Regions from separate parts of the Homo sapiens genome. Here regions 1 and 2 are each linked to region 3. A link is a loop called in an ENCODE intact Hi-C map of the cell type or tissue named here. Cell type or tissue: gastrocnemius medialis. All regions are shown on one strand.

What was found. Peaks named below come from ENCODE experiments on the same cell type or tissue, not always from the same donor. Only the 100,000 strongest peaks of a DNase experiment are listed, where the experiment ranks them.
Region 1: it touches region 3 in a loop (7-fold over the local background); 2 of 110 quality-filtered maps call a loop at or near these places.
Region 2: it touches region 3 in a loop (18-fold over the local background); 34 of 110 quality-filtered maps call a loop at or near these places.

The regions. Positions count from the first base shown.
Region 1 is chr15:99,754,758-99,757,257 of GRCh38, forward strand. No RefSeq gene overlaps it. Among named protein-coding and RNA genes, the nearest start is that of LYSMD4, 23 kb to the left of the region's middle. In gastrocnemius medialis, a CTCF peak has its summit at 1,245 (motif pointing left); a DNase peak (open chromatin) is centred at 1,193.
Region 2 is chr15:99,560,223-99,562,722 of GRCh38, forward strand. No RefSeq gene overlaps it. Among named protein-coding and RNA genes, the nearest start is that of MEF2A, 4.5 kb to the right of the region's middle. In gastrocnemius medialis, no CTCF peak of the experiment used is centred here; no DNase peak of the experiment used is centred here.
Region 3 is chr15:99,408,268-99,410,767 of GRCh38, forward strand. The region is part of intron 4 of LOC105371017 (a long non-coding RNA gene); the gene reads left to right. Among named protein-coding and RNA genes, the nearest start is that of LINC02244, 7.1 kb to the left of the region's middle. RefSeq lists an enhancer at 1,177-1,676. In gastrocnemius medialis, a CTCF peak has its summit at 950; a DNase peak (open chromatin) is centred at 974; H3K27ac peaks cover 576 bases.

The DNA.
Region 1 (2,500 bases), 350 kb after region 3:
TGAAACATAATTCATCCAACCATTTCCCCATCAGCAGCATTCACTTTGTTTCCTATTTTTTCCAATGTAAACATTGCTATAGTTAGCATCCATGCAGATATAGCCTGCTGTATTAGCCCATTCTCGCATTGCTGTAACGAAATACCTGAGACTGGGTAATTTATAAAAAGAGGTTTAATTGGCTCATGGTCCTGCAGGCTGTACAGGAAGCGTAGTGGCTTCTGCTTTGGGGGAGGCTTGGGAAGCTTCCAAACATGGCGGAAGGCAAAGAGGGAGCAGGCGTCTTGCATGGCAGGGACAGGACCAAGAGTCGGGGTAGGGGGAGGTGCCAAATTTTTACTGACCACATCTCATGAGAACTCATTCACTATCAGGAGGCCAGTACCAAGGAGATGGTGCTATAGACATGTAGTATTTTAAACAAGAGAAGCTTTATTATGAAGAATTATTGGCCGGGCGCAGTGGCTCATGCCTGTAGTCCCAGCACTTTGGGAGTCGGAAGCAGGTGGATCACCTGAGGTCAGGGGTTCGAAATCATCCCGGCCAACATGGTGAAACCCCATCTCTACTAAAAATACAAAATTAGCCGGGCATGGTGGCACATGTCTGTAATCCCAGCTGCTTGGGAGGCTGAGGCAGGAGAATCACTTGAACCTGGGAGGTGGAGGTTGCACTGAGCCGAAAGCATGCCATTGCACTCCAGCCTGGGCAACAAAAGCAAAACTCTGTCTCGAAAAAAAAAAATTATTAAGCAATGAGAAGAACATAACTACAAGGTACAATGGAAAGCTAAAAGGTATCTTAGGCCTGAGGAAGAGTGATTTAGGAAAGACAAACTTGGATACCTCCCCAGGGCTTGGGTTCAGGCCTTGGAGGTTGGAGAAGGTGCGATTGCTGTTCACTGGATGACACAGAAGGTCGTTGGTTTGCCCAGACCAGATGTGATGCACATTCACTAGGCCAGCAAGAAGTCCCTCTTCAGGGGGCAGTTGGACTGCAACTGGGCAGGTGTACAGAAGGCATTGGTGTGCTGCTGATGACAACTGGAATATGCATGTCCACATTGGGAGGGCTCTAGGAAGGGGGTTGCTAGGCTGGACTGGGATGGCAAGGTTGCCGAGGGCGCACACATTTTAGCCACATGGTAGGAACTATCACCAGTTGTCTTCACACATGCTCTGCTGACCAAGGGTGCAGCCTCCGGAACCAGCAGAAGCCCTCTTCCTCCTGCAATGTCACTCTATCGCCCTCTACCGATAAATTTTAACAATGTAGTCACTGTTCCGGAGAAATGCTTAAAGGAATCCCATTCATTAGCACAGAGCAAATATTGAAGAATGAATTTAAAGCTGAGAGGCAAGAAATTGATAAATATAACAGAATCTAGGAAATCATATTGGAAAAAGATTGTATAATTGAAAGTCATCTGCCTTCTTGTCCCTGGAGTAGTACAATGAGGCAGTAAATGTTCAGCACTACTGTTTAAATTTTAATTCTGTCATAACTGGACTGCTAATAGCTAACAGTTTAGTGCCAGTTACCTTTAAAAATGGTTTATAGGCATGAACCTATCAAATGCTCACTATAAGCTTTTGAGTTAAATACCGTTATTATGCACACCTGAGGAAACTGACACATACATTTTATTTACCATAAATTCCCATCAGACCAATAGCAACAATCTTTAAAACCACCTGCTAGTGAAGGTTTGAGGGAGAGATAGTGGTCTACCTGGATTAATGTCATGATAGTTTTGATAAAATTCAACCTCTGTACACTTATAAAAAATCTCAAAACTTAAGCATTGGTCCAGGGAGCAGTTATTGGTAAAGTTAAATTCATCACATCAAAGCCAATTAATTTTTTATTTTTTATTTTGAAAAATGAAAAGTAACTTGAGAGATTATTTGTACTTTATCGTCTCAAAGAAGTCGATATCTAAAAATCTAATCTTTCTGTGATAGTTATAATAGGGAAGTACCATTTTGTTTTTTGTTCGTTTTGGGAAGAGCTACGGGAACAGAGAACTGCAATCCCCATAGTAGAATGGTTGAGTTTTTGTTGGTATTTTGCTAACAGATATTTCTTGCTTTCAGTTCTATACAGAATAATAAATCATGAAGCTAGACTTTTTGTGTCATATGGTGAGGTAATACATTGAGGAAGAACACCTTGGGAAAAAAGGTTAATGTAAAAAAGAATTCTTTTTTCATTGTCTTTTATTCCTAAAGGATTATTAGAGCTTCATTCTTAGCATTGATCAGGGTATAAAGAAACCCTAATGTCATTTTATTTTCAAAAAGAAACCCCTCTTTTTGCCTAATGAGCCCAACCATATCTAACAGAAATGCTTCTGTGACATCAGTGGGCCTTCCTTGTCAAGAGGCCAGGGTCACCACAGCAGTGTCCATCTTCCTTGCCGAAAATGGAACAAAGAACGCGAGAAAGAATGATGGTATTCAGCTGATGGAGAAAGGCCAAAATGTCCCAACAAAGGTGA
Region 2 (2,500 bases), 150 kb after region 3:
GGTGGGGTACATGACGTTGATATACTTTGTTACTGATGATGCTAGCCTTGTTCACTTGCTTAAGGTGGTGTCTGCTGGGTTTCTCTACTATAAAGTTACTATTTTTCTCCTTGTAATTAATAAATATCTTGTAGGAGACTACTTTGAGACTATGTAAATGTCCTGTTTCTCATCATCCTTTCACCCACTGTGACAATTATTAACAGTGGTGTCTGCCTAATGATGGCTTTGCATTGTCCTTATTCCTTGTACATTTTTTAGTTGGAATTCTTTGGTCAGGAAGATCTGTACCATCTCTCCCATTTATTTATTCACTTAATTATTTATTTGTATCAGTACGGGCTCATGGATATTTATTTTATTCCTTTGACATGCCCCCATCATTTTTTGAGCACTTCCTTGTTTTCTGGTACCATAAGTTCATCTTGCTTTTTTCTTGCCCCAGTCCTGAAATCAACCATTTCTCTAAGGAGCCACAGTTCCTTAGCCATAGTTTATTGTAAAACGGCACTTATTACAGATCTGGGTGTTTATCGTAGAACTTGCAATAGAAAACGAGTGTACAATTTTCTCTCTCTGGCACACAGACATTAGGGATCTTAAAGCTGAAGAACTTTCCATGAACAGAACAAAGCAGATTCTGTTTTTATCTCTAGGTTTAATTAATAGTGTAGAATTTTGATTTTCTGAAATAGTTACAAGTCACTAGATCCTCGATGTAACAAGTAAGACATAGTTCTCTTATATGTGGCATTTCTCAGCAAGATACAAGTCTTTATAGAAAGTTAAATTTGGAGGGAGAATTTACTACTAATTTGGGGTAACAGATTAAAAACCTTCAATTTTTAATTATTTATACTCATACAAGATCGATATATAGAAATACGTATTAGATTTTTTTTTTAGATACTTTGCTTGGGTCACACCATACTTAAAAAGTATCAACTTTGTGTACAAGTATTGGAGACAGAAGATTGAACATGGCATAGTCCCTGTCTTCAAGTGGCTCACAAAACTCCTTCGAGGCTCATTTTACCCCAATCACTTATTTGCTCTAGTTTTCCCTGGTTCGGGTAAACTGACTTTTTTCCTCTGTGAATCCATTCTTTTCCCTGACCACCTCCCTCTGGTCATTCTTCTACTCCATAAGTCATTTCCGTTTTTCTTCAGCCCATATACCTCAACTTCAAAAATCTGCTTAGATTTTTCCTGCTGGCCGGGCACGGTGGCTCACGCCTGTAATCCCAGCACTCTGGGAGGCCGAGGCAGACGTATCACCTGATGTCAGGAGTTCGAGACCAGCCTGGCCAACATGGCGAAACACTGTCTCTAATAAAAATATAAAAATTAGCTGGGCGTGGTGGCGGGTGCCTGTAATCCCAGCTACTCTGGAGGCTGAGGCAGGAGAATTGCTTGAACCCCGGAGGCAGGGGTTGCAGTGAGCCAAGATCACGTGATGCACTCCAGCCTGGGGACAGAGTGAGACTCCATCTCAAAAAAAAAAAATTTTTTTTTTCCTCCTCCAAGAAGTCCCCTGCTAACATGTCCAGTCTCATCTAGTTGTATCTTTCTCCAGCTCCTGAGGCTAAGGAGATATTGTCCCACAGGCATCTCAAATTCAACACAAGCATAACGGAACTCATCCTATTTCTTTCTGTCCAGCCCCAGCTCCTTCCATCTTGTCTTCCTCCAGGGTTCCCCACTTAAATAATGCTGCTACTGTCCACCCAGGAGCCTGAACAACAAACCTGGTGGGGACAACTGGGATTTCTTGACCCCCCCTAAGCCCTGGTTCAAAGGTCAGCAAGCCAGTGAGTTGTGACTTCTAAACAGCTTTCTATTTTGCCCCTGCTTTCTCATTTGTATCAGGAAACTGCCTTCATTCAGGTCCTCTTTCTTATCTCAGGTAGCATCGGCATCAAATAGGTCCCCTGAGAAGTAGACTCCCAAAGATTCTGGTGAAGGTAGAGTGTTTGGAAGGTGATCCCAGGAAGTGAGAGAGGGGAAAGGAGAAGAGGTAACAGAAGTGTGCAAATGGGTAGGTCACCACTGCTGTCAATGGGTGCCCAATCTACTGGGACATCCCATCCCTCCACAAGAGACTTGGGGGAGCATGCCTCAGAAATGTCTTCCTGAGTTTTGAGGAAGCTGGGATATTTATCTACGAAGACCAGCCCTCTAAGCTAGAGCATGCTCTCAAACACAGACACACAGGAAGTCATCAGCATGTGTGGGAACTTTGTGAAGATCTTTGGAGATGAGGGCGGGAGGGGGTCTGACAACATCAGTACCTCCTAACTGGTTGTTTTGCCTCCAGGCTTGCTCTCCCCACCAACCACTACTCCCTAAGTAGTCTTTCTAAAATGCCAAATAGCTCAAGCTCCTCACCTGCTTAAAATCTGTCAGGGGTTCAGAATAAAATCCAAATGGCTTGATCTTGACATGTTAATGATCTGCGCCATCTCATTCCCAGCTACTCTTTTAGCTGCTTCCCAGTACT
Region 3 (2,500 bases):
ACTCTGCCCACTCCCTCCTGCCCACTCCCTCCCTCTCTTGGGCGTGGCTCAGTATTTATCTTCATTCCCTGGAGCTGAGTTGGTTGGAGGGAGAGGGGTGCTGTAGGAAAGCCCTCCTCCTGTCCCCAGAGAGATAGCATTCCCGAGGGGCTGATTCCAGCCTCCGCTCGCATCACACTCCTGCCAAGCCTGCGGCCTCCTTTTTTCTCCTTATGGCTCAGAGCCCAGTTTTGGAGACATTTGGCTCTGATGCACTTCTAAGTGCTGAGACAAGTTACTTGGATGCCTTTAAACCCAAAACAAGGTCAGACATCAAACCACATCTCGCTGTGCAGCCAGGCTTCCACTCCCAGCTGCCCCAGGGAGGTGGTGGAAAGAATAAACAGTATTAATGGTGGAGCTAATATTGTGCCCACCCAGGCTCCAGGCCCTTCACCAGCTGCAGCCACTCTTGCTGATGGTAGTCTGGGGTCTCTCTGTTTATTTGCTATATGTTTGCACTCGTAAATGTTGCGCATCTTATATAGTATGGTTTTGTGGGCATTGCACGGATAATATTGTTCTTCAACTGTGCTTTCACTAACTTGGCATTGCTGAGATGAGGCCCTGTGGATAAGTTTTGTGCATGGTTCCCCTGAGCTCCTGGCTGCCGCCTGTCCTCCCCAGAAATGGCCAGCATTTGCTGACTCTGAGGCAGTGTCTGGCCAAGGAGTGCCTTTCCTTCCAGAGCACAACACGATCACTTTAATGATAATGTCACTTAAAGATATAAAAAAACAAGGCACATTTGCCTGATTTGAAGCTGAGAGCATATTCCGTATGCTGGTTTAGGGCTGCAGAAAAGTTTTTGGTGCCAGTGACACATACACAGCACTGTTTCCTGATCTGGGTCATGGTGACGGCCGTGGCACCCTGAAAAGCACCTAGCACCTAATACTGGCAAGGGGTAGAGGGAGCTCCAGAGCCAGGGCTGGGCTGGAGATTGCTGCTCTTCCTGCTCCTCCCGTGTCCCCAGCTGCCAGAGGGAAGCTGCTGCCTTCCTGTTTAAACGCATCTTAAATCTGTGCTCATCAAAAGCATCACCCAGGGCCGGGCACGGTGGCTGACGCCTCTAATCCCAGCACTTTGAGGGGCCGAGGCTGGCGAATCACCCAAGGTCAGGAGTTCAAGACCAGCTTGGCCAACATGGTGAAACCCCGTCTTTACTAAAAATACAAAAAAATTAGCCAGGCATGGTGGCGGGCGTCTGTAATCCCAGCTACTCAGGAGGCTGAGGCAGGAGAATTGCTTGAACCCAGGAGGCGGAGGTTGCAGTGAGCTGAAATCGCGCCACTGCACCCCAGCCTGGGTGACACGAGTGAGACTGTGTGTTAAAAAAAAAAAAAAGGCATCACCCAGAACATGGGCCTGATGGGCACCCTGGATGCCACCCCAGCAGCCACCTGGTGAGCGGGGCCCCACTTAATGGGAGCCCTTCTAGAACAGCTCCATGGTAAATGCCCCCACTGCAAGCTGTAGGTTATGGGCAGGGGACCTCGGTGCCTGCCTGGTGCTGTGTGAGAGGCTGCTGTGCCCATCAGGAACAGAGGTGGGCTGGATGTCAGCCTCCACTGCCCATAACACATCCCTTTCTTCACCTGGGGCTGTTTGTCTGAGATGTGAGTCAAACCTACCCTCAGATGGCTTCATAAATATAAAATTGACAGAGTGGCCTGGTGCAGTCACTGCTCACACCTATAATTCCAGCACTTTGGGAGGCTGAGGCGGGTGGATCACTTGAGGGCAGGAGTTTGAGACCAGCCTGGCCAATATGGTGAAACCCCATCTCTACTAGAAAGAAAATACAAAAATTAGCCTGGTGCGGTGGCACATGCCTGTAATCCTAGCTATTTGGGAGGCTGAGGCAAGAGAATTGCTTGAACCTGGGAGGCGGAGGTTGCAGGGAGCTGAGATCGCACCACTGGACTCCAGGATGGGTGACAGAATGAGACTCTGTCTCAAAAAAAAAAATTAAATAAATAAAAAAAACAAATAAAATAAACCAAAGCTATGGTTTCCCAAGGGTCTCTGAAGACCTAGTCAACCTTGGGGAGGTGGCCCACAACAAAGGGGTTCCATCTCCAGCCATCACCACTCTGCATCAGGTAAGGTGCCAAGTGCAGGCCAGCCGGGATGCATCCTAAAGGAAGGATCCATTTTAGGACACAGCCACCAGCCAGCCTAGCTGCCCAGCCCTAAGGCAAAGGCCCATAGAGTTTGATTTTCTGGTGTTTGACTAATGTCCTCTCGTTTTAGAGCTTGGGTTCCTCTGCTGTTGTCCACCAGCTCCCTCCCCTCTCCCCAGGCCTGCCCCAAGCATCCCTGGGCCAGGGCTGAGCCTGACTGGCCAAGCAGCATCCCACTGTCTTGGGCACTGTGATTGGTGGAGGAATCCAGGCTTGAGCCAGTCAGCACAGGCATTACCCTGGGCCCCAGAGTTGTAGCTCCAGTGGCTTGGAGG